3 separate regions of the Homo sapiens genome follow, and all the other regions are linked to region 2. The links are chromatin contacts, found by Hi-C in ENCODE. All regions are on one chromosome and are shown on one strand. The core of a region is the stretch at or near the end of the contact, and the rest is flanking DNA. Distances in the headings are between cores, read along the strand shown. Region 1 overlaps COL15A1 (collagen type XV alpha 1 chain). Region 2 holds the start of NR4A3 (nuclear receptor subfamily 4 group A member 3). Region 3 holds the start of CAVIN4 (caveolae associated protein 4).

Evidence for each region. Hi-C counts contacts between places; a loop is a spot of excess contacts on that map. Pooled maps may share reads with other maps.
Region 1: a loop to region 2 is called in a map of sigmoid colon, with 5 times the contacts of the local background. The contact joins the enhancer-like site here to the promoter of NR4A3 in region 2. A Hi-C loop is called at or near these places in 2 of 168 maps with a recorded cell type or tissue (ascending aorta and sigmoid colon) and 6 of 50 pooled maps.
Region 3: a pooled map of heart right ventricle shows a loop between it and region 2 (4-fold over the local background). The contact joins the promoter of CAVIN4 here to the promoter of NR4A3 in region 2. A Hi-C loop is called at or near these places in 1 of 50 pooled maps.

What each region holds. Positions count from the first base shown.
Region 1 is chr9:98,973,512-98,976,505 of GRCh38, reverse strand. The region is part of intron 2 of COL15A1 (collagen type XV alpha 1 chain); the gene reads right to left. Among named protein-coding and RNA genes, the nearest start is that of COL15A1-AS1, 30 kb to the right of the region's middle. Within about 2 kb of position 1,390, at least 13 of the 41 ENCODE cell types and tissues checked have a DNase peak (open chromatin) inside an H3K27ac peak, as active enhancers do; they include ascending aorta, where a contact is called at or near this core.
Region 2 is chr9:99,820,240-99,823,336 of GRCh38, reverse strand. NR4A3 (nuclear receptor subfamily 4 group A member 3) reads right to left here and starts at 1,452. Exons shown (of 8, transcript NM_006981.4): 1 at 930-1,452. RefSeq lists an enhancer at 222-734 and a silencer at 1,309-1,358.
Region 3 is chr9:100,576,388-100,579,592 of GRCh38, reverse strand. It overlaps CAVIN4 (caveolae associated protein 4), which reads right to left and starts at 1,514. Exons shown (of 2, transcript NM_001018116.2): 1 at 1,042-1,514. The coding sequence starts at 1,449. MSANTD3-TMEFF1 (MSANTD3-TMEFF1 readthrough) reads right to left here. Exons shown (of 10, transcript NM_001198812.1): 10 at 1,957-3,077. The coding sequence ends at 2,993. It overlaps TMEFF1 (transmembrane protein with EGF like and two follistatin like domains 1), which reads right to left. Exons shown (of 10, transcript NM_003692.5): 10 at 1,957-3,077. The coding sequence ends at 2,993.

The DNA of each region.
Region 1 (2,994 bases), core at 141-2,640, 850 kb after region 2:
CCAGAGAGCCCATCTGGGAGGCATGAATCCATGGGGCAATGAGAGACCCAGGGAGGGGAGGAAGGACTCAGGTTCAAGACTCTGTCTGTGACCTTGGGCCAGCTAGTCCCCCTCCCTGATCTCAGTTTTCCCATCAGAGAGTTAGACCAGATAGACTCTCAGAGCCACATCCACTGTGATTTATTCTATGTATTTTCACTGCCTTCAAACACTTCCTGGGGCTGCATCTGACCGGTCTTATTCTCTCACTTCATTAATGCTTAGAGATAGCTTCATTTCCAATGGGGGTTTTCAACTTACTTTTCCAATTCATGAATTTGATCATATTTCTAAAGCTCCCACATTGTGCCTTGTGTAGTGCTGGAGACATGGAGCTAAGCCTGGAACATGTGTGCTCAAGCAGCTCACTATCTAGGTGACCATTAGTAGTCATCTGCTCCTATTACAAGCTCCAAAGCCTTCAATGGCTCCCCAGTGCCTTCAGCATAAAAGCAAAATTCTACTCGAGACACCCTCTGCTTCATCTCCTCATTCTCCCCCCGTGTCTTTGCCTTCACTCATGCTATTCCTTCTAGTGACATCACTCTTCCCCATCTTCTTACATCTAAATCTTTCCAGTCAGGCTCAGCTGCACCCCAACACACGGGGGCCCCACTCTCACTCTGCAAAAAGGGCCAAAGTCATCCCCCCTCCTCTAAACATCCACAGAGCCAAGGGGATGCTGTGAAGGAACGGACACAGGGAGAGACAACCTGAGCCTCCCTCCCTCAAATCTAGTTCAGACTCCTAAGTGCAGTTTTGGGGTGGCCCCTCCTCAGGGCGCAGAGAGGAGAAATCAGACGGTTTCAGAGACAGAGGAGGCAGAGGAAAATCTGAGCAGTCAGGGCAGGGTGCGACTTTCCTCCCAAGGGTCCAAAGCCAGTTTCCATGGAAACCAGGCAGAATCCCAGCCATGAAGAAACAAACAGAGCAGGGTTCAGGTTTTCCTTCCACACAGATGACAGCGATTTGGCCAGAGATGAAGAACAGGAGCGAACTCTCACCTCTCCTCCTCCTCTCTGCCACAGGCTCAGGGACATCATCTGGCACCTCCCCTACCCCGCTGGGCCTCGGTTTCCCCTTCCGTGCGATGGGCTGGATCAGTCCTTCCATCTGTGGGGTCCTGAAGCAGTGCCCGGGACTAGCCTGAGCTTTGGAGCCTTGCCTCCCTAGAGAACTGTAGCTGGCTTTGCAAAGCTCCCTCTCACAGACGATCATCTGGGACCTGAGCCCAGCGCTAGCGCTAGTTAGCATTTAAAGCCAGAGGAGGCTAAGGAGCGTTCCTCGCTCCAGGTGAAGGAGCGCTGCGGATATGTCCGGACGGAGGCGCGAGGGAGGCTGAGGACGCCCCGGGACCGTGCGCGGCAGCGGCTCCTGGCGGTCTCTACGGGAACTGCGCTTCCACCAACTGCAAGGAAGGCTTTCCACCTGCGCTGTGAACCGGGATCCCAACAACAGACTCAAAGCGAAAGGTCTGTTAAGGGACCCAAGAGAGCAGGTCTGAGGCCATGCAGTGAGTTTGGCCAAGCCAGGCCTAGAACCCATAACGCCTCCTTTCCCTCCTCTGCTGTTTCTCTGCACCGAGTGCTGGGAAAGGCTGAAGGTGCCCCTCCTGGGTTTCTACCATTCCCACACACGCCTCTAAAGACCGACGGCACACTTCAGTCAGCTTAAACGGGGCCACGGTGACTCCTGCAAGCGGGTGGGTGTATTCCCACTGGGGGGCCGGGGCTGAGGGGGTCCAGATGACCCTATACTGCCTGTGGCCTGGGGCTGGACCAGTAGGATGAGGGTATGTAGGGTAAGGTGGGGGGACTGCCCTTGGGACCCCAGAAGGGCTCCTCTCACCTGAGTTTCTTGGCACTCAGTCCCTGGGGAGAAGAGGAGGTGCTCAGTCCCCCTCCTCTGCGCCTGCAGCATGGGGGGCAGACCGTCGGAGAAGCCACGTGTCCCTCCTCCTTGCCCTTTGTCAGCTTGTCCTGCCAGCAAGTTGGGAGGGTGGGGTTCTTGCATCTTCTGGGACGGTTCTTTCCCTTCCCTTTGGACACCCCTACAGAGAGGTGGCCCCCAAGGACCCTGGGTATGTCTAAATCACATCTGGCATGTGACTTCCCTTTCTCCCACCTCCCTGGAGGGACAGGAGTTCAGCAACCGCAGACTGTGTGGGACAGTGCAGCTCACCACCTGGGGAGGAGCTTCCTACAATGCTCACCCATCCAAAGCCACCTGGCTTCCACCTGCTCATCTCCACTCACGGCCACCTGACCATTGCTGCACAATTCGAAGTCTTCGGAAGTCCTTTCTCATGTTGAACTGAGGCAACCGCCCCTGCAACTCCCACCCACCTGGCTGGGCCTAGCTCTCTACCCCTCTGAGACCACACACAAGTCGGCCTCAACTTCTACATCCTGACCTCTCAGATGTTGCATGGGGTGGTGGAAAGGGCCTCAGCCTGCAAGGTGGACTCTGCCACCAACTTGGCATATGACTTTGAGCAGTCCCTTCCCTTCTCTGAGCCTCAGGTTCAATATCTGTCAAACTAGAGCCTTGGACTAAATATTTTCCAAAGGCCCTTGCCAGGTCTGACAGCCTCATCGTCTGCCTCCTCCTTGTCTCCCGCCAGTGTTTCAGTTTTTCTAACCGCCCCTAACTGCCGGTTCTTTCAGTCCACAGCCTTCAGGCCTGGAAGGAATGACTCCAACAGGGGCCGGGACAAACCCAGCCCTCCCCACAGACTTCCTTGTCTTTAGCCAGCAAGGCCTGGCCAGAGGCAAGGAGCACTGTGCTCAGGAAAATGTCACAGCTCTCTGCCTGTGTGGAAACTCAGCCCCACCCAGGCTGGAGTCTCTGGGGGCTCCCGTTTCCACCTGACTCCCTTTCTGAGGAAAATGAACACAACACAATCCACGGTGCCTGAGGGTTTATCTGCACCCAGCAAAGGTGCGAGAGGTTCTT
Region 2 (3,097 bases), core at 203-2,702:
CTTCCAACAGGTTGGAGAGGTGCCTTTGGAAGTCAGTCTCCGCAGGCTGCGCTCGCATGACCGCTCTCGTCTCACCACCGAGAACTTTCATTTCTACTAAGAGTAAAACACTCGGAGCAACTTCTCCAAAAGCGCGAGTTCTGTCCGTGAAAAAGCATGCCTTTCCCACACCGAGCCAACGTCCAGAGGAGAGGGACACCGTCCCCACACGTGTCAGTGTGCGGGAGTCGCCAATTACACCCGATTTACCTCCTAAGGGAAAAGTGTAAACCGGCATGTCAGCGACGACAGGCAGACGTGCCTAGTGGAACCCCAGGCTCATTTCAATACAATAAGCCACATTCCTACAATTACGCCCTCTTTCCTGAGGTCCTCCGAGTGCGTCTGCAAACTCTGGCCGTCGCTGCCTAGGCCCTTCCCTCCTAAGCTTCCTTCCAGAGAACCAGCTCGGTGCCACCATTAGCAACATTTACTTGGACCCACCAGAGCTCCTATTTTCAATCCTACTTAAAAGGCAGGAAAATTACTGCCGTTCATCACCGGAGCTGCAACTCCCTGCCGCTGCCGCTGCCGCCGCCGCCGCCGCCGCCGAGAGCATCATTACCATGACAACTAGAGCCGAAATACCCTGAATTACATCGCTGGAGCCGCTATAGCACAAATCCCGGTCCTCCTCTTTGTTAGAGGCTTTTCGCCTCTTCGAGTGGGGGGAGGAATCCCACGAGCTCCAGAGATCCCCGCGGGCCCACTACAGGGGAAAAGTTTCAGATCAGAACCTACGGGCCGCTGGGCTAGCAAAGCCGGAGCCGGGCGGCAAGGTCAGGGGAGGGAACCCCACACTCAAAGTTGTCAATTTCAGGAGCGACGCTTCCCAGCAAGCCAACTTTTTTAGCAAGTCCCCTTATTAACTGGGCGAATCTCATACGTACTTGAGTGCTGTGGCGGTTCCGTCTTTAGAGCGAGTTTCTAGAGAGCTGTCCCGAAATCTGCACTGGGGGGGAGTCACAGCTGCTGTCCCGGAAGGGCTGCGGTGTACAAGCCCAGCGGCTCCCGGAGGCGGTGAGCGGCTGGTGGGGGATGCTGCGATCCCGACTCATGGGAGAGCACAGCCGAGAGGTTCCGCGGGCGTCCTGGCTTGGGCTGTGACCAGGGGGGAGGATGCCGCCGCTGTTCCCACCTCCACGGCCACTGCCGGCACCGTCAGCGTTGCAAAGTGAGCCCGGGAGGGGCGTCCAGCTGCGGCGCCGCGCTGCACCGGCAAGGGCTCAGGGCAAGAGGGGTGTGAGCGCGCGGGAGAGCGAAGTGTGTGTGCGGAGCCTGTGTGCGCGCTTGTGTCTGTGTGTGCGAGTGAGGGAGCGGGTGTGAGCGCGTCTGTGTATGGGGAGCGGAGGAGGAGCAGGAGCTGGAGGGGTGGGGGGCGGGAGGCAGGAGACTCCGCTCTCCCGGCTGCGCGTTCGCTCGCTCTCTCGGCACGTCATTTATGCCACAGGAGCCCTAGCGGCCTCTCCATAGAGTGCCTGGAATGCGAGACGTCAATGTGACGCCATGGGACGCTACGTCACCCTCCTCCTCCCTCCCCTGGCCCAGCCGGTTCCGCGTGTGCGAGGGAGGGTGTGTGTGTTCGTGTGCGCGCGCGCGCGCGCGCGTTCCTCGGCCAGTCGCACGGCCGCACAATGGAAACTCCGCCGCACGGCCGGCCCCGGCCTGGGGGCTTCTCTTTTTGCAGCGGAACCGCTCGCCAGGGCGTGCGTCTGCGGGAGGGTGCAGCGGCCTGCCCACGGGTCAGGCGGGACCGCCCAGCTGTCAGGCTCGGGTGGAGTAGAGTTGGAGGAGTGCTGCTGGCGCGCCTCCGAGGCTGCCCCGAGGCACGGAGCCAGGGCGAGGGGGGTAAGGGAGAGGACAGCTCTTCCGAAAGGGAAGGCTCCGCCAGCCAGCTTCTGACCAGCTCCAGTGACCTGGCAGCCGGTGCAGAAGGCGTCTGGCACCAGCCCGAAGACGCCCTGAGGTGCAGCTGCACTTTCCTCTTGCATAGGTTCTAAAGCTGTTTACGTTGCTCCGGTCCTCTGCGCCCAGGCTAATCCCCCCTCCCCGCATCATTTACTGGGTGCGTGTTTCACACAGGGATGCAGATGGTTCCGGGGATAAGGTTTGATTTCTTTACACGTACGGCGTGGGTTTCTTAACTGGACACGTTATAACCCAGCGAAGTGCACATCCATCATGCACACGCGCGCTGCAGCAGAAACTACTCTGTGTGTAAAACAAACACACACGTGTTGAACAGCTGAGCGGGTCTGACTATTGCAAATCATTCCTCCTCCCCGGCACCGGGTCAGAAATGGAACTCTCAACTAGCACTTTCACTTTTTGATGGTTGTAGATGCCCTCCGCCCACATCTCCCAAATTAAACATTTCGAAATCAATCAACAGGACTTATTAGTCAGTCCCTCGCTAGGGGATTTGCTTTGGTCTCCTCGGACACATTTGTCATGAAATGGTGTGCCGAAAGCCTGGGTGACTGTATGAAGGAGAGCAATTTCTTCCTGGAAATGATAAATTTAAGTGTAAATTTCTTGATGAAAACAAAATTTATCAGAGTTAAAGACCCCTAGTCCCAAAGGTTGCTGCTGAGTGAACGCAGTCTCTTTCAGAAATGAATTTTTGGACAGGAGAAAATATTTGAGTGAAACAATGCAGATAGAGTGGTCCCCATGTGGTCCGCTTGAATCACAAATACCGTTTTATATGTTTGACCTGTCCCAATTTGTGTGTGTGTGGCGGGGGCGGGGGGCGCTGCGCCGAGGGGAGATACAAGATTCCTTTGTAGACAGCACACATTTCAGAATCGAAGAAGGTTCGAGCTAGGACCAGAAACTTGAAAACAAACTACATATAGGTAAATATGGCATGTATATCTTTCTTCGCCTCCACTTCCAATTCAGACACGGTGGTGCGGAGAGGATCGTGGGAGAATGCCCCGAAAGTTGACCCAGCCGAGAGCAACCGAGTCTCTGCACTGCGGCGGGTTCCAATCCAGCCTCGGAAGGAAGGAGGGCGCTGCTACATTGTATCCATTCAAAGGCTTGAAGGGGGGGA
Region 3 (3,205 bases), core at 265-2,764, 760 kb before region 2:
ATTTTTAAATTTCTTAATACATACTACCAAATCTGCCTTTCAAAAATGTTTTATCAATTAATATTTCTACCAACAGAATATGAAAGTGTTTTTTCCCAATCCTTAAATTAACCTCTGGGTATAGGTTTTAATAACTGCCAACATTTAAATAGGTGAAATTAGAATTTTATTCTTATTTGTGTTTTGTAAACTGCCTGATAATGACAGTTTCCCACTTTTCTACTGTGAAGGAATGTTCAATTTTTTTCCTTTTAACTGTAAGAGTTTTGAAAATATACCATAGATATTATGCATTTGCCATAAATATGTTCCTATTTCCAAAAATATGAGTGCCAAGCGCAGAATAATATGGGAACTTAGCTCAATACACAATGCCACACACAAAATATTATATTAAATCACTTAAGTAAAAAGACTTTGTAATCAAACATAGGAAACTACTTATGTGACTCATATATTTGTATTACTATAATAATAAGAAAAATAATTGCCTCATTGTTCATTGGAAAATCGCTATCATTGTGATCTATATGTAAAAATTCCAATACACAAATCACATTCTGAAAAGTTTATATCTACTGTTTAGGCCTTTCCAGGCTCTCCATATAAGCAGAAAAAACCACTGCTACTGGTTGTCAGTTTCTTCTTTTAGAGAACAAAGAAGTGTTTTAAACTAGAGGCTTCTGAGTCTTCTTCTAGTTCTAACATTTTCAAAGTCTATGAGAGGGCTTCATGCTAATAAGGCTAATATGCTGAAAGGGCCTTACCAATATTAAGTTTCAAAGGCAAGAAATAGCCTAAGCTATGAGCCACAGTTCATATTACATGAAATGGTTGAGAAGCTCAAAATACCGAAATGACAGATAGTACTTTGGTTAACAGAGAAATGGTTTTATCCTGAGATTGCTGCTAATACAGAACTCCATTGTATTAATATATACAATAGTTAAGATGTGACACTGGAAACCTCTGATATGACTTTTGGCAATTAAAAGATGCAAGAGATTAGAACAAGCAAGCTGAACACAAGTGCAAGCTTACCTGGAATATTACCACGCGGAATTTGTTTTTCTTCATTATTTCCTCTTGCTTGACTTCAACTTTTTTAACATGAATTTGTTGCTTCTCCACCCGGGCTTTCACATCTTTAATGTGAGCACTAACTTTTCGGGTTTTCTCAAACAATTTGTTAATGATATGCCCTGTATTGCTATGCGACTGTGAAAGCTTCAACAGGTCAATCTGGACGGATTTTATGGCATTTTCCATTTCCCTGTGTCTCTCTTCTATTCTCTTCTGGCTTGCCTGCACACTGTCCACGATGGAGGCTACTTTGTCCAGCACAGTCACAATGGTAAGAGCAGCGTCTTGGTCTTCATCTTCTGTAACACTCGACAGGCGATTCTGGTGGATTTTATCAGCATTTGAAGCAGACCCATTATGTTCCATTTTATTTATTTCTCAGCGTAAGATGTCCTAACCACAATCAATTCTGGCACTTGGAGCAAAAAGTCAGCTTGATAACAGGCAACAGGGTTGTTTAAAGAGTTGGAAACCCCACCCCTAGAGAACGGTCAAGTATTTATAACTACAAATACCCATATGTGACTGTTCTGCAATCTGAACCCTTGCAAAGCACCGGGGACTGTTCCAAACATGCTTGCTGACTGACTAAGGGACTCAAATAAGACTGTGTGGGTAGAAGAGTAAAGCTTTTTAAAAAAGTTCACTAAAGCCACCATGTAACTAATATTAAACCTAGAAGCCAAATGATCAAAAAAGCAAACTCCAAATGTTGGGTAAAGCTTTTGCCTTTAGATAATTTCAATCAGTATTTGTAACAGTAAAGGGGAATTCTGAACCGAAATCTGCTTTTTCTACTAATTTCACATATTAAATATACTGAAACACCAATATCAAAAAATTTGGTAAATAAACACACCAAAACAGAGGCCATATAGTGAAAACATTATATTATAACATGCTTTTCCAAACAAAATATTAAAATTAATAATTTTTAACATATTCTTTAAATTCTACATGCATACTTTTGAATATCTAAACTACATGTTAAACAGCTGAATACATTCTACTCACACTTCAGATCTTTAAACACCAACAATCTATGAATATTAATCTATTACTACAGGACAAATTTGGATATACGTCTTGGATAAATTTTAAGCTCACTTTAAGAGCACCAATCATTAACAATCATTTTTGTATTTTATTCACAAACACTGATACGATTTGTTTATTTATGTTAAAACAAACATTTTCTTTAAAAATGAATGTGTATTAAAGTAGTTTAACTGGTAGAATAGGCTTTATTCCAATCTGTTTGTTAAACAGCCTATTTTCACAATATCTATATCTACTTTTCATTGATCTGTTCCATCATTACTAACATATTTGTTCAAATTATTAGGACTATTTTTTCAAAGGGAGGAATAATCAAATTCCCCAGTCCATATATCTTATAAATATTTTACACCTAATACACACAGCTTTACAGTTCATGCGATAGGCAGTGTCTAAAAAATCAGTTACTAAATCTCAAAAACATTTAAATATCTATTTAAACACAGTGTCTTCTAGATTTTTTTTGTAAGAAAAGTAATCTGTAAACATCTTTACCTTTAGTTCATGCTTGGTCATTTGCTGTGGTCATTGTGGAAGAAGTGGATATGACTTTATAACCATTTGTGAAGTAGTCCATCTTTGCAAAAATATTACATTCCATGGGTAAAGAACAAGTCTTAGAATTACCATGTGGTACAAATTTGTGAAAGCAATTTCTGTATTTAAAAACATAAAACAAAGACTACTAAACAGTCCAAAACTGTCGTAGCTGAATATTCTAAATACGAGCCAACAGTACTACACTAAAAATGTCCAAAAATAAGGCCTCTGAAATAAATATTTCCATTCTTTAAAAAAAGACATAATAAATGTACATCACATGGTCAGTGTACATATAAAAGTCATCAGTTTAAACCATTCTGGATGACGTATCTGAAGTAAAATGACCTAGGTTTTGCTTCTGTCGACGTCCTCTATTGTTTTTGGGGCATTTTCTGTTGCATTAAAAAAAGAAAGAGAGAAAAATATTGTTTTGATGATTTTGTTCAGGATATTTCAAATGTTTCCAAAGTAATACACATTTTGCACATAAAGCCACATTGCAAGCAATTACATGAAAGGG